Regions from separate parts of the Mus musculus genome. Here regions 1, 2 and 4 are each linked to region 3. A link is a loop called in an ENCODE intact Hi-C map of the cell type or tissue named here. Cell type or tissue: heart. All regions are shown on one strand.

Region 1 (5,000 bases), 240 kb before region 3:
GAAATATCACAGGGATGGCCTAGCATTTCAGTAGTCAAACTTAACACAGCCTGTTAATAAAGAAAATTCAATTTATTGGTAAAATATTAACATTACTTTCCCTACCAGTTGCAAAAACTGGTTAAAAATGAAAATCCAAATAGCTCAGTCTATGAGCATGTTGACAAGCATTTCAGTCAGTGGTCTGCAAGCCCCTAAAGCTGCAATTCTTTAACACAGTCCTTCACGCTGTGGTGACCCCTCCCCAAACCATAAAATAGTTTTTGTTGCTATTTCACAACTCTAATTGTGCTACCATTATGAATCTCTATGTAAATTTCAGTATCTTCTTATGGTCTTAGGTAACCCCTGGAAAAGGGTCATCTGACCCCCAAGGGGTTGCAACCCATAAAACGAGACTACTGATTTAAATGATAAAATATAGAGCCATCAAGTGTTGGTTTTATCCCAAGTACATCCAAATACAACCGATGTTGTCATCTGGAACAGTGGAATCAGGACATTATGCATAGTAAACTTGGGAGTGGACTCCTAGCTCAACCACGAAGCACCAGGAGCCTCGACATCTAAGTTGGTAACATCCTCTGAGACACCATTTTTCTACTTGGAAACTGACAAGCCATGGCCCAGAGGAAATCTATCCTAACTGCTGGACAGACTTGCATGGAGAGCTGTTGAGGGTCTGAAGCTAATTACACATTTCTTTGTAGGTGCCTCGGAGATTAAATGGCACAAAACCACACTGTGCCCCTCATTTGTCATTTTAATGAGCGGGAGTCAAGACTAAATCATCCCCAACAACCCACAGCAGGCAGGTAAGAGCTGAGACAGAAGCAGATCTCCAGACTGCCCAGGGCGGTGCTCCTCTCAACCAGTTCACATGGCAATACAACAGAGCCAAACCTCTGATGTCCACTGGGAAGCGAGGTAATCACTCATTCAACACATGTATTCTGGCACCAGGCACCAGTCCCTCTAGGAAGGTCCCAGCAAGAAACAAAAGAAAAATCCTTGGCCTACTGACTTTACATTGTGGCTCACGGAGATGAGCAAAATACAGGGTTTACTGCAGTGGTAAGTATCACAGAGAAAGATGGAGACAGTGTTTCAGGATATGCGACTTTAGAGCTGGGTGCCATTTAAGGATCTGTAACAATACTGCATCCATTGTAGTTTTCCTAAGCATTTCCCAAACTAGGATTACTCTGTTACGGGAAAGGTCTGGCCTGGAAATTCAGTTTGATTGACTGCCTTAACCTCTGAACTGCCAGCCCTGAGCTGTCATATTGGTGATCTAAATTTCTTGTTCACAGACACCTGACCCCTAAGTCCACAAAGAGCCCAATGTTGTAAGGCCAGGCTAGGCTAAAAGCCAGAAGTTTCAAGGGCACTTGGATTGCTTCTGGAGTTCGAAGGTCTCCAAAAGCAAAGATTCAAGAACAGCATATGTGTCCGAGTTCTGCTGGGACAGAGCCCTAAGAAACGGCATACACATAATTTTCCATTTTCTGATCTGTCAATTCTAGTGACATTGCTATCATTCGTCTATATTTAACCAGCTTACTGGGCACTTTCTCTACCTTTTAGTGCCCCCCCCCACCCCCCATATTAAAAGAGCAAACCAGTTTGCCTGAAGGAAAGTTGCTAAAGAAAAGACAGGAGCCCATCTCACAAATTCTGATCCGATGCTATAAGCTTGGTCTCAACCTTTTCATTAACCTAGTAAACTGGGCTAAGGTTTGCGTCGCTTAAGTTTTACAGTGCCCTCTTGGTGGTTACAATCGCTGGGTCCTCGGTGGTAACTGTAGCCAAAGAACGACCCCGGGTCTTCTCAAATTCGCAACAGTTTTGCCTGTTTGTAACAAGGGAGTGGCAAAGTGACAGTTGGGCTTTGGGGGTGGGGGCTTCCCACCGACCTCTTACAGGGTTCTCCTTCTGCCTAAGCCGCGGGTGTTTGTTTTGGCTTCCCCGCGCAAAACCTGGCCGGCCCACTGTGCGGTGACTCGGAGGTAAAACTTCTGCGGGGCTCCGCGGGCCGGGCGGGGCCTGTCGGGGCGAAGGGGCGGCTCTTCCCGGAGCAGCCCCGCCCTGCTCGCGGGTGCGGGTCCAGGACGGCCTGTACACCGTGTTTGGGGCTTTTGCGGACCTCCAGGGACTCCGGGATCGGGGCGATCTCGGTGGAGAGGCCCATGGGCGCCCGAGGGGCGCGGCGGCAGAGCCACTGGAGCCGCAGGCGGCCAGGCCAGAGAGAGAGGGAGGGATGCGGAGGCGATGGGCGGCGGCGCCCGCTCACCTGATGTACGGGCTGGCCGCCGCCAGGATGTTCTTCTGCACCGGGATCTCCTCGCCGTCGAGGACCAGATGCGCGTCGCAGAAACGCGCCTCCTCCCGGAACGAGCTGAGCGCCCGCAGCAGGCGCGCGGCGTGCTGAGGGTCGGACACAGCGCTGCCCTCGGCCATCGCGCCTCCCGCTCCTCCGCCGCCACCTGCCCGACCCGCCCGCCCGAGTCCCGCGCACGTCCCCGCCGGCCACTCCTCGCGTCCGCTCGCCCGCCCGCCCGGACTGAGTGAAGCTCTGGAGTCAGAGCTGGAAGTTCAACAACGCGCCTGCGCCATCGGCAGCGCGTGCGGACGGCGCCTTTAAGGAGCTGTGCCGTTGCGTCATCTTTCCGCGACGCCCCCGCGCCCCGCCCTACCTCGCAGCAGCCAATCAGAAGGGCTGGGCTGCGAGCGCCGGGCGCGCCCACGGGCTGTGCTTGGTGCGGGCGGAAGGGTTTAGCGGTTCCGCGGTATCCAATTCCCAGTCTCGGCGAACCGAGTGCTCTCAGTGTGGAAGGGAGTGAGACGCAGAGTGAAGCCGAGGACTTATTATTCCTTTCGCGGGAGTTACGCCTCGCTACGTTCACGTCCATTAGTTCCGGGCAGAACGCGGAGTCCGCCAGAAGCCTTCGCTGAAGACGTCGCGAGTGAAGCGAGAGAAACAAGCAGTTTTGCAAGGCTGTGGCAAGGAAGGTGTTTTCCTCTTGCAATTGGGGACCGGGAGCAATGGAAGGGTTTTAAATACCGCGGTAGGGGTAAGGTGTTCCGAAGGTTTCTAAGATCGGGGTCTTTAAAGCAGATCGATGCCAAGATTAGATAGTGGGCTGGATAAAAGGACTCTGTGGTATATGCCCTCCCTTCCGCCCCCGCACAAGAGTACAATTGGGAAGGAGAGGGGGTCCAGTTAATTGCATGATTGCCATCCCTACCTTTTAGGAAAGATAAAGTCTGAAAGACTAGGGGGTATGAAGGCCAGATGTTCGGATGGTGGGGGCTAGACTTCCCACAGAGACAGATCAAGGCTGTGGTACTAAGCACCCCTGGGTGTGCTCACTCTGCAGGGCGAGCCTCGTCTGTGTCCCTGGAAGTTGCTGAAGGTGCTTGGGAGTGGAGGAAGTAGCTACCATTTTGTGCAAACATTAGGTGCTCGAGGCTACAGAGAATTAAGTCTTATGAGGACCAAGGATCAGAACATTGGGGCAGCATTCAAAGTAAGGCAGGATGTGGTTTTCAGTGCGTCAGCACAGCCTCCCGTAGTCCAAAGGCCCCAAGGAAAGTCTTGGTTTTCACCCTGGAAGCAGCAAGGCTTTGGCGTCACTGATAGGAATCAGAGTATAAACTATACTCAAGATAGGAGACTAGGGGAGTAAAGTCAAGGAAGTTACTAGTAGAAGATCGATACATTTCCAGTTTCCATTTCAAACACAGTATCTATACCTGCAGTGATAAAAGTATCTAGACTCTAAACCAGGAGGTGGTGACGCAAGCCTTTAATCCCAGCACCGGGGAGGCAGAGGCAGGCAGGTCTCTGTGAGTTCCTGGCCCACCGAGAGAGTTCCAGAACAGCCAGGGGCTACATAGAGAAACCCTGTCTTGAAAAACCAAAGAGACAACCCCCGCATCCAAAAAAAAAAAAAAAGTAAGCTGTGTCAAAACTAAGGTCTGGGAAAGCAGAGCTGAGTAGAGCTAACAAGGAACTGTGAGTTACTAATTAGTAAGGCCTGTAGTGGGCTGTGTTGTATACAGCCTCTGTATTTGTGCCTATTGAGAAAATATAATAATAAAATAATGCAGGCCTGTTTTCACATAGTGCTTCTGGGCTCAGTCAACACTCTTTTGTTTAAGTAGTTGATGTGTTTTGAACATTGCTCTGTAAGACGCTTTTTTTATCCATATGACTAGCTCGCTTCCGTGTTTATTGTGGCCTGGCACGATTTCCAGGTGCCAAGCCCTTCTTGGTATCAGAGTACCTGGTACAAAGTGCTCCTCACTTAGGGTTGGATGGCTGGTGGGTGGTGTTTTATTTTAAGTGTGAATATTAAATAAATGTTTCCTGGGTTGTATTTTTTTGTTCTTGTGCATTTTCTCTCTGTTGTGCTGTTGTTGAAAGTGGATGATGTGAGTGTGTGGGGGTGGGGGTGGGGTTGGTCTCTAGAGTGCTTGCTGTGCAACCATGAGGACCAGAGCTCTACATCCGGCACCCATGGAAAGCCAGGCTCTGCAGTATGCACTTGTGATCCTGCCAGGGGTCGGAGAAGGTGCTGGGAGATGGGCAAGAACATCCCTGGGACTTGGTGGCCAGCCAGTTTATCGAGAATCAGAATCCTAAGGACCCTGTTTCAAAAGCAATGTAGAAAGGTGGTTGAGGAAAGACCCCTGATGTCAGCCTCTGGTGTCTTCAGATGCTTGCACACTTACCCCTCTTCCCTAACTTCCCTCGACCCCCACGATGTATACGACTAGGAGAGCTTTACACGATGCAGGTATTTGATACAAACGTATTCGTTGATTGTAATGATGGTCTATTCTTCAAATGCCAGAGGTTCCGAAATAAACAGCTCTGATAACAGAGTGCTGGCCAGTTGTCTGAGGATGGGAAGGTTCTCTGTCTCCACAGAAGCACCTGGGAGTGAGTGTAGGTCAGGCAGACGCTTCCTGGTAGAGATGAACTTGCAGTGTTT
Region 2 (5,000 bases), 69 kb before region 3:
TACAAGGGTAAAGAAATGCTCAAATAAGCAGTCCGTTTCAAACCAGGCATGGTGGGTGGCTTCCACCGGTAACCGTGTCAGCACTGCTGAGGTGGAGGATCGCTGTGAGGCCGAGGGCAGCTGGAGCTACATACTGAGTTCCAGGTATTTGGTTAAATATTGCCTAATGTGTCAATTCCCACGGTCTGCTTAACTACTCAGGTTCTTTTCATTTTTACCCTCTTTGAACTGGCAGAATTGTGCACACTTATTATGCAGGGTGCAGAGCCTTGTGCTTGTTGAAACACAGACATTATTCAATTCTGGTTTTTCCTCTTAGAGCTGTGTGGTCTCGGGCACAGTCTCTCAACTTCTCAGAACCCCAGTGCCCTGCATTAGAACAGTGGAGGCGAGGCAATAGCTACCTCAGAGTTACTGGGAAGTCGTCCTGTCACCTGCAGCTTGACATATTAGCAGTGAATAGTTTTATTAACTATTAGTGTGTAGTGCCAGATAGCACCACTGACCCATATTAAGCAAGCTATTGTGTTTGAGAATGCAGTATCTTCAGTTTCAGCTCAGATTTTCTGAGGCCCCAAACCATGGTGGGGTTTTGTTTCTGTTTTCTCAAGGCTGGGTTTCTCTGTGTAATCTTCCCTATTCTAGAACTCTCTCTCTCTGTAGATCAGGCTGGCCTAGAACTCACAGAAGTCTACCTGCCTCTTCCTCTCTGAGTGCTGGGATTTAGGTGTGCCGCCCCCCCCCCCCCCCCCAGTCTGTTTCTGCTCTGAGGTCTGCTCTCACTGCGAAGCTGGAGAGACCCCTGTGTAGCTGAGGATGACAACTTCAGATCCTTCCACAGTGCTGCGACTGGACTGCCGAGCACCACCAAACCCAGCTGTGCAATGGTAGAGACTGAACTCAGAGCTACCACAGTGATAGGCAAGCACCCATCCCCCAAAGCCACATCCCCAGGTCTCAAACTGTGTTTTTCGAGGATTAGGAAGAAAGTAATTATTTACCTAATCTGCTTTCTTCAGTGAGGTCAAGGGTTAACGGAGAATTGTAATCTGTGCCTAAGCCTAGGTAGCATTCCTGGGCTAAAAGGACAATATGGACTTTAAGGGCAAGTGGACCTGGGTGTGCTGAGCTCAGAATGCTGCTGGCTCAAACTGAAGCTGCAAAGTTGAGGCAGAGCAGCGACACTGTCAGCGGTGTGGCCGAGGATAGCGCAAAGGGTCAGAGATCTGTGACTGTCCGCCCCTGGTCAGATGCTGTGTTGAGGTGATGATTGTTGGTCATAAGGTAATCAGGGGGTTCTAGACTTGTAAGAGAATGGCAGTTGAGAGCCACAGCCACATAGCTGTGCATCATCTTTGACCCAAATCCCTTTTCCTTTATTTTTTTTAGCAGGGTTGGGAATTGAAGCCAAGGCTTTGGCCCTTTCTTCAAGGACAGGCTTAAAGAATTGCAGAATTTTAAGAACTTGGCCAAGTTATAATTGTTTATAGGAAGCCTGTTTCAGTCCATAGAACTAAGTTGCAGTTACCTTAGAGAACTCTACCTAAAGACTCACATTACCCTTTTTTAGGTTAAATCTTTTGGTTTTCATATCTTTGTTGTTGTTGTTTTGTTTCTTGAGACAGGGTTTCTCTGCAGCCCTGGCTGTCCTGGAACTTACTCTGTAGACCAGGCTGGCCTTGAACTCAGAAATCCACCTGCCTCTGCCTCCCAAGTGCTGGGATTAAAGGCGTGCGCCACCACGCCCAGCTTGGTTTTCATATCTTAAAAGGTTTATGCTACACGTGTTTTGCTTGCATGTGTGTCTTTGCACCACATGTGTGCCCTTGGAGGTCAGAGAAGGCTTTCAGATGGTTGAAAGCCATCCTGTGAGTGCTGGAAGCCACTCCTATGGTCCTATACAAGAGCAACATATGCTTTTAACTGCTAAGCCACCTCCGCTTCAAATCTTTTTTTTTTTTGTTTTTTTTTTTTTCGAGACAGGGTTTCTCTGTGTAGCCCTGGCTGTCCTGGAACTCACTTTGTAGACCAGGCTGGCCTCGAACTCAGAAATCCGCCTGCCTCTGCCTCCCGAGTGCTGGGATTAAAGGCGTGTGCCACCATGCCCGGCTTTCAAATCTTTTTTTAAGACAGGGTCTTGTGTTGCCCAAGCTCCCTTGAACTCAGACTCAATTGATCCCCCTTTCTTAGCCTCTCCACTCAGTATTACAGTTACAGGCCATTGTGCCCAGTGTAAATCAATCCCCTCCCCCACTGGTGGGATTGATCCAGAGCCTCACATGGTAGCCAAGTTATCTATTGAGCTACATTCTCAGTTCTTCAAACATTGATTCTTGTGTTTTGAGATTGCCTTAATGGTATCTTATTTATTTTTACATGTATGGGTATTATGTCCGTGTTGTATGGCTGCATCATGTGCATGCAGTACCTGTAGAAGCCACAAGGACTCAGATCCCCTGGGTCTGGAGTTAAGGATGACTGAGCCACCATGTGGGTGCTGGGAATTGAACACGCGCAACATAAATCTTAACTGATGAGCCATCTCTAAAGCCATCTTAATGGTCTTAACCTTTCAATCCTACCACCTCCTAAGTGCTAGGTCACAGGCATATGCTGAACTAAACTGACCAGCTAAACTTGACACATTCCCACCTCAGCCCCTATATTTCCAGATGAGTCAGCTGTGTACTGGCATGCATTACTTTCTGTGTGAGCAGGCTTTATTCTGCCTCCCCAAAGCCATCACCCCAAGCCTGTCTTCAAAAGAATAGTCATTGGATAAACTCAGCAAATATACTCTGAAATTTTGGGGGGACTTAGACAGATGTTAAAACAGATAAGCCCAGAGATGTACAAGGATTCCATCTAAGATATGATCTTTGGAGTGCGAGAGATAGCTCTGAGGTTAAAAGCACTAGCTGCTGTTCCAGAAGACCTAGGTTTGGGTAACTCCAGTTTCTGGGTATCTGACATCTTCTGGCCTCAATGAACTCTGCACACATGTGGTGTTCATACATATATATATTCAGGTAAGGCCCTCACCTACATAAACACCTATTGATCTTTACAACATTCATCTCAGTCCATCTATGGCTACACAATGTTTTTTAAAATGTCTTATCTTTATACATTGTTATTCTGCTGGGCATCAAACTACTCAAGCAATGTCAGTTAAACTAAACACCAAACCCTGGAGAAGTCTTAGCCTTTTGACAGCAATGATGTTTGAAGGGCTTTGAAGAAACGCTGCTGCTGTTTTTCTGAAATACTGGTCTTGTGTTTTAGTGCGTAAATTCACAGAGAAACATGAGTGGATAACGACAGAGGAAGGTATTGGAACGGTGGGAATCAGCAATTTTGCACAGGTACTGGCTTGCCTTGACGTGTTTCTAACAGCCTGCTCTCAAGTAGGTTGGAGTCTCTCCACCTTATGAAAATGGCATTGTGCTTTGGGCTTTTCTAAAGATCCTTAGGGAAAAGTCAGAAGTAAAAGTGGTCAAATGTACATTAGTTAGGGCCAGTGTATGTGTTACAAGGGATAACGTGTTTGGCATGGTGGCACAAACTTGTTACTTCATACTTAGGCTGAGGTGGGACACCATGAGTTCAGCCTGTGCTAAATAGGAAGTTTCTTTCTTTTTGGAAAAACAACTATACTGGGGCAAAGTAGGGTACTTAAAAGTAGGGAAGATTATTTAAGAAGTGTTCCATGTTGGATAGGTGAGGGCAAGCTCGAGAGCTTGCGGGGAGGGGACATTGCCATTGTAGGTACTGTGAGAAGCCACATGACCTAGGATGGGAAACACAGCTAATGATAAACACAGCTAATGCAAAGAGAACCCTTTTGTTTAGCCGGCCCATTCTCTCTAACCCTATCCATGCAGTAGCACTCAGTGGTCTCACCCTGCTGCATGTGTGCAGTGAGGCAGGAGAGGGGAAATGTTGGAGAAAATGCACAACTCCTCAGACATGCTGGATTCTTCGGGTCTCTGATACTTTCTTTGCCGTGGCTGTAGACCTCCTGAGAGGGCATAGCACCAGTACAGGTTGTTTATCTACAAGGGGAATCACCTATGTGACAGCGAAGTACAAAATGCATGTACTGCAGCCCATGTGGGTGATGTGAGGAGAGGCGGGCCACTCACCTGGTCCGGCAGGTCCATGAGGACCGCTGCTTGCTGCATCAGTGGGTAGGTTTTCAGGCACTGCAGTTTCGGTCATGGCCTAAAGCTGCAGGGGTGGAAAGCACAGGGTGCTCAGAACAGCCTGTAATCTTGTTTGGAGCGTGTGGTTTGTGCCTGGGGTTACTCCAGCCTGGAGGTCAAGTCTGGCTGGTGACTTAGTTCTTGTAGTGCAGCTCTTGAATTAAAAAAACAAAACAAACCATCTATCTATCTATCTATCTATCTATGCCTGCTGAGATAGCTCAGCAAGTTAAGACTTTTGCCAAAGCCTGGGGACCTAAGTTTGATCCTTGGGACGCACGTAGTAGGGTTGACAAGTGGGAACTGACTCTTGCAGGTTGTCCACAACTTCCATGTGTATGTACATGCAACAAATGAACACATGTGCCCACAGTAGACCTAACACTTTCAATTATTACTTTTGAAGTACTGTGGAGTGTGCCCTGGTCCTCACATGTGAGGCAGGCTCTCCACCACTGAGGTACGGCTCTAGCCTTTCCTACCTTTTCATTTTGAGACAGGCTCTGACTAAGGTGACTCAGCTGGCTTTGAACTTGTTCTGTAGCCCAGCTAGGTCTTGAACTTGGGTTCTCCCTCCTTAGCCTCTGATACATAGTATCACCACCAAGTCTCATCTAATTTTATTCTTTTTGTGCAATGGAGTCTTGTTATGTAGCTGAGGCTGGCTTTGAACTTACAACCCTCCTACATCTGTCTCCTAAGTACTGGGTTGAGAGCTAGCCCACCACACCTGGCCCCTTTTCCAGGGTTAACGGGCTATAAAGAAGAGCAAGGCTGTAACTCCTCGTGTGTGAA
Region 3 (5,000 bases):
GCTGGCGTGAACTTCTGATCTTCCTGTCCCCATCTCCCAGGCACTGCTGTTACACGTGTGCGCTACCACATCCGGTTTCATGTGGTTTGGGAGATGACCCCAAGGCTTACTGCATGCGGAGGCAAGCATTCCACCAACTGAGCTACCTCTCTAGTCCCAGCTGAGTTCATTTAAAAAGGTGTGCACCACCACTGCCTGGCTCCCCAGGAAACTTACTGCAATCATCCAACAGTGGTTTGTTTGTTTTTTTTTTTTTTCCAATCTTCCATCGTTTATTATTTTTACAGAACCACCTGCAATTGGCTTTATAATTTTATCATAGCTACGTTAATTTTTTTTTCTGCTCAAGACAGGGACTATGTTGATCTTATTCACAACTATGTTTTTAAACTCTATAGCCGTTTTATAACTGTTCTGGCAGGAGCAAAGTCATTCTAAAAAGAGGCACTTGTGAGTGTCCCCACAGAGACATGGAGTTCAACCCAGGGATCTGATGGGGAAGGAAAGGCTGACACCTGGTGCCAGTCAGAGGGAGCTTTTCTGTCTCCTTGTCAGACCCTCTTGCAGAAGGGACTGCAACACCAGGGCAACGATGTCTCAGAGATGGGAGGACCACACCGTGACTAGGGCTGCTTAGTTGTGTATACCCTCTGCTTTCTGTTGAATCTTCTGTTTCAGGACTCAACACTTGGTGTGTGGGTCACTAGACCTCTTTGCTCTTCCCAGTGTGGCCACACTGAATACATGTCTCTTTTCTGCCTCTCATTTAAGACTTGTCTTTTTTAGCCAGGCGGTGGTGGCGCACATCTCTAATCCCAGTACTTGGGAGGCAGAAGCAGGCGGATTTCTGAGTTCAAGGCCAGCCTGGTCTACAAAGTGAGTACCAGGACAGACAGGGCTATAAAGAGAAACCCTGTCTCGAAAAAACAAAACAAACAAACAAACAAACAAACAAAAGACTTGTCCTTTTAAGTGGCCTATGGAGCCTAGCTTGTTAGGGCTGCCAGGGCTGGGGGGTTCTGATCCTAGCAATTTCAGTCACCATGAGCCAAATCACACAGCGAGTCTGGTCACCCAAGAACAATCTCATATGCACTTGACTAATGACTGATGGAAGAGTGACTGGATACCCACCCTAAGCGGTATGCACAAGGGAAGGATATAGTTCCACTGTCTGTCAACTATTAAACCAACACCTTGTTCGTGACAACATCTGAGAGCGTTTTCCTGATCCTCAGTGAGGTAAATTAGAGGAGAGTGTATGCAAAGCAGGCATTTCTCCTATCCCAGTACTGACCAGGCCAGATGCGGCTATAAACTTCGGAGATCAGGGCCTTCGGGGTGGGGTGCCCAATCCTTAGCACTTCCGAAGATTCTTAATTCTGAGTGATCTATCTGCACCATGCCCTTCCTAAAAGAAATGACAGAAAGGGCGTAACACATCAACAAAGTTAGCAAGTCTTTGAGTGAACTTTCTGCCCTGTTACTATTTCAATTTCTATTTTCTAGCGCTTTATTCATGGTAGCAGCTAAGACAAGGCTGTTGAATGTACACGTGACAATAACGATCCGGTAGACCCGCATGGAGCACAAGGAGTATAGCAACAGGAGGCATGGACAAAAACTGAGGCGAGGCTAGGAATTAGAGAGCTGACACCTAGGCTCGACGGAACCTAAGGATCAAAGTAAAGCAGCTCTTGAGCGGGCAGCCCGGAGCCTCCATGGCATAAACGCCAAGGGACATAAAACCCCGCCCCACTCCGGGCGGATATGACGCCATGGACGCTCATCCCGGCCCTCTTGGCCCGGACCCGGCCTCCACTAGTGTCACTCCTAGGCTAAGATCCCGTGGCGGAACTGCGCCGTGGCAAGGCCCCCGTAGATGTCTGAGGCCTGGCTCCTGTAGTCCTCCCGCCGCCTCCGAGTCCAATTCGGTGTCGCTGAGGCTGCCTTACCAGTCCACATCGCCCGCCGTCTCTGCAGCGGTTCCCGCCGAGGTGCTTTTGAAGCCGCCAATGGCCGCTCGGGCCCCGCCCACCTGGCAAGCCCTCCGCACTGCTTCGGCTGCACGGGGGGACGCGGCTGTGGGCGCCTGATGGAAAACGCTTTAGATCCCCAGAGTCGCTGTACTCAGAGACAGGATCATGTAAATATAATTGTTCTCCGTCTCGAATTCCACCTGGCAGTCATCTCTGTGTGCTGTCCCCGCCGAGCCCCGGTGGGATGGCCCTAGATCCCCCTCAGCATGGGACAGTGGACCGGTCCAGGCGGAGCGATGCATGCAGGATGACGCATGCGCGGAGCGTCGGTGCTTGCAAGTCCTAAGGGAGCTGCGGGCTCCGTGTCGGTGACTTCTCTTTCTGTGCTTCTTGTAGGGGCTGAGTGACGGTGAGTGTCGGGTGTCCTTCAGCCTCCGGGCATCTGGCTGCCTGTGGCGGAAGGACGCGGCTCTTTAGCTTCCCACGCCGCGCTAGGTTCACCCATGTCCCTGCCCTTGGACCTTTACTAGGAACACTCTTCTTGGTGAGCCGCGGGCATGAGCTGTCACACTGCTGAGATCTGCCCGCCGCTCGCTGGCATTGCGACCTTGGGCGCGCGCCTGGTCGAGTGCGCGTACCCTGCTGCAAAACTTTGGAGATGCGTGACACTGAGGGCGCATTGAGCTAACTGTTCTGGCTGATAACTAATCTAGGGAGCTGCCGTCAAAAGTTTCTTTACTGAAAAGTCACTGGACTGGCTGGTGATGTGGGTATCTGTAAAGATCCCCCACGGTACACTTGACAAGGAAAGTAATGTTTAGGGTCCGTTAGATAGGCTTCGAGGACGACTGTGAGTGTTTTCACAATAGATGTATTAGAAGCCTCTGTTAAAACTTCTCGAAATCAAACAAAACCCCAGGCAAGGAGGGTAGGATGGTTTGCTTCAATCTCAGCTCTGGGGAGGTGGTGGAGGCAAGAATCAGGAATTCAAGGTCACCCTCAGCAACATAAGGAATTTGAGGCTACACTAGACCCTGTGTTAGTAACAAAACCCACTTTAAATGTATGCAACTTTGCCTTGGCAAAGGGATTCTCTTGACATCTTTTCTGTCTTGTACATCCAGGCCTTGGTATTTGGTTGATCGAAGTGAAAATACGCCTCTCCATTTTCAGTGTTAAATGTCAACATTCAGCAGACATTTATTTCTTTTTTCCTCTAAAATTTCCCTGGTCTTAGCAGACTACTTACCTGCCTACCTGGCACTAGTAGGAGATTGTTCCAGAATGATGCAGAGGAGGCCTATTCTTTTTTTTTTTTTTTTTTTTTTTGGTTTTTCGAGACAGGGTTTTTCTGTGTAGCCCTGGCTGTCCTGGAACTCGCTTTGTAGACCAGGCTGGCCTTGAACTCAGAAATCCGCCTGCCTCTGCCTCCCAAGTGCTGGGATCAAAGGCGTGCGCCACCACGCCCGGCAGAGGCCTATTCTTTTGAGAAGCAGTTTTAAGGTGATAGTTGAGAAATGATCATGTGTGTGTGTGTGTGTGTGTGTGTGTGTGCGTGTGTGTGCGTGCACGCCTGCCTGTCAGAAGATGCTCACTGGAGTTAGTTTTCTCCTTCCACCATGTGTGTTTTGAAGATTGAATTCAAGTCCTCATGCACTTGCTGGCCTTAATTAGTGTGTATTTTTGTATGTGTCTGTTTTGGGATTGGGCCTGACCTCAGTCCAGCCAACCCTCATGCTCTATGTCTATATCTGCCTTACGGATTTGAGACCTGCTTTCTCCTTAACTGTGTTAGCTTGCTGTTTTGGCTAGGTTGGCTAGCCATGAGAACCTTCTTGGGGTCTGCCTGACCCGATCTCCGCAATAAGGGGTGCAGACACCTAAGGCACAGCAAGAGCTTTACCCACCAAACATCTCTCCAGCTCCTTGCTTATTTTAAACTATTAGGAATGGCAACTGTAGTGTAAGTTTCTTTCTTGGGCAGCCAGAATAGCAAAATCTCTCTAAAAGAAATACAGATGGCGTTAAAATATAGGGATGTCACCTCTTATAATACCTTCTCTTATCAGCACGCATTTCCTCATACTAGAGTCACTCTATTTAAAAATGTGCTTCCTGGCGCTAAAGCAAGGGATTTGTTCCATAAGGTTGCGTGTTTAGGACTTAGGTTAAATAGAGTTCTTCTTGCCAAGAGTGGAAGAAAACAAAATTAACATTTTATTCTTTGAAACAGCCATCCAGGATAAGCAGTGAGAAAAGCCCATTTTCGTTTCTCAGTTAAAAATAAAATGAAAACAATTTTTCTTTTTTTCTTTTTTCTGGCTAGCACTGTAGTAATATACAAAGTTTAAAAACTTTTGTCATGATGGGAAGAAAATACATGTAGTTATGTGTGTTTGTTTGTCTATGATACACATATATAGATTATTGGCCAAATGCTTTCTCAAGTACAGATACTTATTAAATTGTGGTAGGATTATGTCCAGATAAATGCACTGTAAGTTCAAAACTTCATTTAAAGGGCACGGTAAGGCCAAATTGCAATGGCCGATGCTTGGTTAGCACTAGACATGGCCCTGGTTTGACCCTCAGCTCTGAAGAAACAATGTATTTGGTATACCTTATGGACTGAACACCATAGCTCTCCCTGGCTTATGTCACCGTGCCCAGAATGTGTAAGGTGGAGCAGAATCTTCTAACACAAACCCTCTTTTTAAATAAAATATCGCATATATTATGATACATAGATATGCTTTTTTCCAGATGTGAAAAGAATGTGGAAATAGAAAACACAGTGCTTCAAGGAATAATAGCCATCCAGTGTGCTGCAGCGCATACATTTCTCTACGCTGTGGGACTCACGAGCCAGGTGGTCACCAGTACCCAGCACCGTGAGAAAGCACTGGCCTGCACTGCTAGTTTATGAAAAGCTTAAGATTTGAACAGCAGGTCCTAAATGCATTTCATCGTTCTATGATAATGAAACCGAGAGATGATAAGGTGGGCCATCAGAAGTTGGAG
Region 4 (5,000 bases), 59 kb before region 3:
AGCTGGTCATGGTGGTGTGCACACTTACCTTTAATCCCACTCCCCCTCTGCAGGGAGGCAGAGGCAGGTGGATGTCTGAGTTCAAGGCCAAGCCTGGTCTACAAAGTGAATTCCAGGACAGCTGTTTCTATATAGGGATATTTGAGTGTGGGGGTCTTTAGTGGTCAGAGGAGGACACTGAATTCCCTGGAGCTAGAGTTATAGGTTGTAAGTCACCTGATACCAATGCTCAAAACCAAACTTGGGTCCCGTGCTACAGCGGTATGCTCTCTTAAAAACGGAGCCATCCTTACTCCAGCCCACTAAAGTCTTAGAGCTAAATTTATTGAAGAAAGAATGGATTTATGTTAGGATAACAACATCACTTAAATGAGGGCACTGTATTAATTTTGAATGAATTTGACTTTAAAAGGCAATGTGAACTGAGGTTCTGTTTTGGGTACAGGTTGGCTGATCAAGATGACACTGAGTGACCCTTCAGAGATGGATGAATTGATGAGTGAAGAAGCATATGAGAAATATGTGAAGTCCATTGAGGAGTGACCATGGCACCCCTCTACTCCCAGATCAAACTGGATGTGACGTGCTCCAGCATGCTTGTCTTAAACTAGTGGAGAATAGAGGACTTGAAATAACTTAGCAATACTGATGGAAAGAAACTGTTCTTGACAGTGCTACTTAAGAGCCACCCCCAACTTCCTAAAGGATGCAGATAAACACAGTGTACAGGTTTTTGATAATTGCCATACTAAGTATTTAGACTAGGGGTTAAGCCCTGGTGTTTAGAATTCTGAGGATCGTCTGCTGTGAAACGTGGTTATGAGGCTGGTTTTGGTGACGGACCACCTTCTAATCCCAGCACGCAACAGGCAGATGTTAGTTAGTTCAAGGTCGGTCTACACAACAAGTTCTAGACCAGCCACAGCTACATGGCGAGACCCTACCTACTGGGTATAAGACTTTCATAATTCAAGATAATAGTGGTGTATCTTAGATAATTTTGTTACTTGCCCATATCCACCACTGGATTTGGGTCAGAGATTAGTGTCTTCTCATTGGGAATGCAAGGAAGTGTTGTACAGTGTCAGAGGCAGGAGAGTACTGTCTTTGTTTCACCATGTGCTGTGTTGACTGTTGTTTTCCCACCGTGAAGCACCGGCTTTGCAACACTGCGAAACAAATAAAACATTCATCCTCTTTGTTGATTGTGATTTTTATTTGGATATTAATGTTTTACTTAGTGACTGCTAGTTTTAGAAGGGTTGATTTTAATTATAGGATGTTCCAGTGTCTGGTGCTAGGTATACCACTGAGGTGTACTGTGCCTAACCATGTGAAATGATTAAAGAGAAAAAAAAATAGAAGTCTGGTGTGGTGGTGCACGCCTTTAATTCAGGAGGCAGAGGCAGGCGGATTTCTGAGTTCCAGGACAGTCAGGGCTACACAGAGAAACCCTGTCTTGAAAAACCAAAAAAAGGAAAGGAAAAAAGAAAAGAAAAAAAAAAAGAAATTAGGCCAGGGGCTAGAGGGGTCAGTGGTTAGGAGGGCTTGCTGTTCCTGCTTCTTGCAGACAACCTGGGGGTTGTTTCCAGCACCCATGTGGTAGCTCAAAACCATCCCTAACTCCAGTTCCAGGGGATCTGATGCCTTCTATTTCTGAAGGAATCACAGGCACATAAGATGCTCAAGCTCAGGGCGAGGTTTACCCATGGTTCTCTGTGTGCATTGACCTTTAGAGAGGGGAATAGGTGTCAACTGGTCAGCAGTGCACACGGTGTGTCTGCACATGGTCAACAGTGCACAAGGTGTGTCTGAACTTCCATCCTGTTCAGGTTTCTATTTAGTAGCCATAGACACTAGAACTTTCTGAAACTGGCTTAAACTGTTGTTTACAACTCAAGTGCACTTACTGCCACCGTAGTTTCTGAAAGCTGATATGGCGCACTCTAACGTCAACTATAAAAATGCTGACTGGGAGTTTGGGATTACACATGCACACTGATATGAATGTATAACTGGCTTGGTGTCTCCCAACACTTAGAAGGTGGAGACCAGAAGGTCAGGAGTTCAAGGTCATCTTTTAGCTACAGATCCCATGGCCAGCCTGGGCTCAGATGAGCTCAAATAAAAACAAACTCCACTACCAAACCAAACCCCTCGGTGACACCCCCCACCCTCTCAAGGAAAGTGGGTAGACTGCTCTAGCATATCTCCTCGGACTACAGCATGCAATTCTATACTTATTTGCTTTAGCCTGGCTCTCATGTAGTCCAGGCTGAACTGGAGGGTAGAGAGTCAAGGACCACCTTGACTCCAGAGTTTCCTGCTTTCAACTTCCATGGGCTGGACTAAAGGCATGCACCACCACACCTGGCATACTTTCTTTCTTTGCCATTTTTTCTTTAGTCTTTGTCTATTTTCTTAACATCTTTGAATGTTTTCAAAGAATTAAAACCTCAGAAATATAGTAGGGGGAAGGGGGGGCTGGTGATGGAGAGATGGTTTAGTGGTCAAAAGCTCTGGCTGCCCTTCCAAAAGACCTGGGTTCAGTTCCCAGGATCTGCATGGATGTTTATGAATGCCTCTAACACCAGTTCCAAAGTATCCGATCCCGCTTTTAACCGCCATGGACACCAGGCATGGAAGTAGTGCACCGACACACATTCATCCAGAATGCCAATACACTTAAAAAATAATTAAAGTTAAAAAAAAAAATTGTTCACAAGGTATTAAATCGTAAAACTCCACAAAACAAAGCAACACTTTGGAGGCTGACTATGTTGGGTTTTAGTAGAACCACTAGAGGGCGCCCCACACAGTATCTGGTATGAAAAAGACCAGTGGTATGGAACTGCAGACTCTGCTGCAGCAGACTGGAAAATTTGACCTGCCCCCTTCCCCACCCCCACTTCTGAGCTTTTCTGTGGCTGTTGAAAAGACTTGTCTACCTTCGGTTGTAAAGATCATGGTTGAGTGGCCAGGTCTGGTGGCATGTGCTTGTAATTCCAGCATTCAGAGACAGAAGGAAGCTGTTGGAGGCCAGACTAGACGTCATAGTGAAAGCCTACCTCAAAACACCGAGGAACGGAGACACATCTTGGTGACAGACTCGCTGTCTAGCAGGCGAACCTAGAAAACAATGAAAGAGTGTGTCTTTATGACTGTCCAGTATGAACATGGTGTACATACATATACACAGGCAGAACACTCATACGCATAAATCCAAAAATACATAGAAAATTTTAGAAATATGTGTCATAGCCCATTAGATACGCTGGTATAGCAATATAATTACAATATCTATCATATATGCTTGTTAAAGTATTTCCCTCATATATATGGGGGAAATAACAAATATTCACAGTCTAGAAGAGGACTTTGTTCCAACTTCATGTGTCATATACATCACATCTTTAGAGGCCGTTAATGCTATAAATCTATGCTATCGATTGTATATATGCTATACTGTATATATATTATATAATGCTATAAGTGTAAAAAGTAGTAATTCTTAGCCATTTTTTCCAAAAGCCTTTGACTCAGCCTGCTTTTGGAGACTTGTTTTCTTAATACTTTTTAAACCAGAAAGCAAAGGGACCTTGGAACTAGACATGAGTTGGGCACCAAGGGCAGCATAGTGGAGAAGTGGGCGGCCCCCTCGCGAGAAACTGCTGCTTCTGCCCCACTAAAGTGGGCAGCACCAAAAAGAACAAAACCAGAAATCCTTCCTGTCAGCAGGTGTGGAAGCCCACGCCCTCGATCCCTTCAATGTTGATTTAGGACATCGAGGAAGGAGGGTTGCCATGAGTTCGAGACCGCACCAGGCTACAAAACAAGGAAGACTCGGTCTCAAAATTATGCAACTAGGAATGAGTCGTCCCGCGAAGTTCTGCTCTCGCTTTCAACACGGGATCCCAAGAAGGAAGGGACGATTCTGCCCAAAGGAAGAAGTGGCCAAATCTCCAGACACTGTTTGTGTGGCCTCTGAGGCATTCCTTCTAGAAGGCAAAAGGCTGTTGCAGCGCAACTTGGCCGCCCAACGTCGCCAGTGCCTGCGAAGCTCTCGAAGCGTCTGGCAACGCGGCACCTAGCAACCACGCACAGAGCGACGGGAATGCTCCTTAGCCCCGCCCTCAGAGGGGACTCCGCCCTTGAGCTGGTTTGTTGCGGGGTTACGTCACTTCCGGCATGCCTGCACCTAGGCCCGCCTCCGACGCGGCCGTAACCTAGGGCAACAGCCCGGCTCTTGGGGGCCGCGACTTGCCGCTCCGGACCTTCCTTACCTCGCGGCCCCGTAGGAGCGTCTGAGTGGCTGTGGCCACGTCCTCACCCCGGGGAACACTCCCTAGACACTTCACGGGCGGCAGAGCCGCGGAAGGAAGCAATCTTCAGGGTGGGTAAGCGAGACGAAGATGGGGTACGGTTCTGGGGTAGCCTGGACTGGGCGGGGCCTAGGGAGCCGCTTGGGCCTCAGGGAGGAGCCGTTTGATAGGCGTGGTCTGTGGGGGCGTGGTTGAGGTTTCAATGGAAGGAGCTTGATGCAGCCCTCTTGATCTTCTGAAGGAAGGGTAAACTCTCAGCTTGTAGCGTGTAGGGAGCCTCTTGGAGGGAGGGAAGGAACTTATGCGGCATGAAGGAGTGTGCAGGGACTATTAGTAAAAGGGAGAAACCAGGTGGGAAGGCGTGGGCGCGAGATTCCGTCTGCCGTGAGCCTTGGGAGCCCTCAGAAGGCCATCCTTTCAGGACCCAGCCCTTAGTGAATTCAGAGAGCCGGAAAAAAAGGGGCGGAATGAAACCCCGTCCAAAACAGAAATCTAGAACCTAGGCAAAAATGAAAAAGGGCACGAGTTGGAAATGGTTGACATAGAAATGGCACACGCCCTACCCTGCAAGTGGAATTATTGGCTGTTGTAAGTTGCTATGTGGGTGCCAGGAACGAACGTGGGTCTTTGGCAAGAGTAGCAAGTGCTCTTAACTGCTGAGCCATTTCTCCAGCCCTC

What was found. Peaks named below come from ENCODE experiments on the same cell type or tissue, not always from the same donor. Only the 100,000 strongest peaks of a DNase experiment are listed, where the experiment ranks them.
Region 1: a loop joins it to region 3, with 5 times the contacts of the local background. A loop is called at or near these places in 3 of 42 quality-filtered maps.
Region 2: it touches region 3 in a loop (2.7-fold over the local background); 6 of 42 quality-filtered maps call a loop at or near these places.
Region 4: it touches region 3 in a loop (10-fold over the local background); 9 of 42 quality-filtered maps call a loop at or near these places.

The regions. Positions count from the first base shown.
Region 1 is chr8:117,155,595-117,160,594 of GRCm38, reverse strand. Gan (giant axonal neuropathy) reads right to left here and starts at 2,614. Exons shown (of 11, transcript NM_001081151.2): 1 at 2,294-2,614. The coding sequence starts at 2,460. In heart, a CTCF peak has its summit at 2,391; a DNase peak (open chromatin) is centred at 2,664; H3K4me3 peaks cover 2,616 bases; H3K27ac peaks cover 1,759 bases.
Region 2 is chr8:116,987,489-116,992,488 of GRCm38, reverse strand. It overlaps Gcsh (glycine cleavage system protein H (aminomethyl carrier)), which reads left to right. Exons shown (of 5, transcript NM_026572.4): 2 at 3,286-3,365. Among named protein-coding and RNA genes, the nearest start is that of Gcsh, 3.5 kb to the left of the region's middle. In heart, a CTCF peak has its summit at 2,426; no DNase peak of the experiment used is centred here; H3K4me3 peaks cover 503 bases; H3K27ac peaks cover 27 bases.
Region 3 is chr8:116,918,739-116,923,738 of GRCm38, reverse strand. It overlaps Cmc2 (COX assembly mitochondrial protein 2), which reads left to right and starts at 2,303. Exons shown (of 4, transcript NM_026844.3): 1 at 2,303-2,388. Cenpn (centromere protein N) reads right to left here and starts at 1,999. Exons shown (of 12, transcript NM_028131.3): 1 at 1,956-1,999; 2 at 1,298-1,411. In heart, a CTCF peak has its summit at 1,971; DNase peaks (open chromatin) are centred at 1,868, 1,918 and 2,288; H3K4me3 peaks cover 2,364 bases; H3K27ac peaks cover 2,298 bases.
Region 4 is chr8:116,978,172-116,983,171 of GRCm38, reverse strand. 1700030J22Rik (RIKEN cDNA 1700030J22 gene) reads left to right here and starts at 4,213. Exons shown (of 3, transcript NM_027103.3): 1 at 4,213-4,393. Gcsh (glycine cleavage system protein H (aminomethyl carrier)) reads left to right here. Exons shown (of 5, transcript NM_026572.4): 5 at 446-1,205. The coding sequence ends at 543. In heart, CTCF peaks have their summits at 2,799 (motif pointing right) and 4,036; DNase peaks (open chromatin) are centred at 2,811, 4,181 and 4,391; H3K4me3 peaks cover 1,389 bases; H3K27ac peaks cover 920 bases.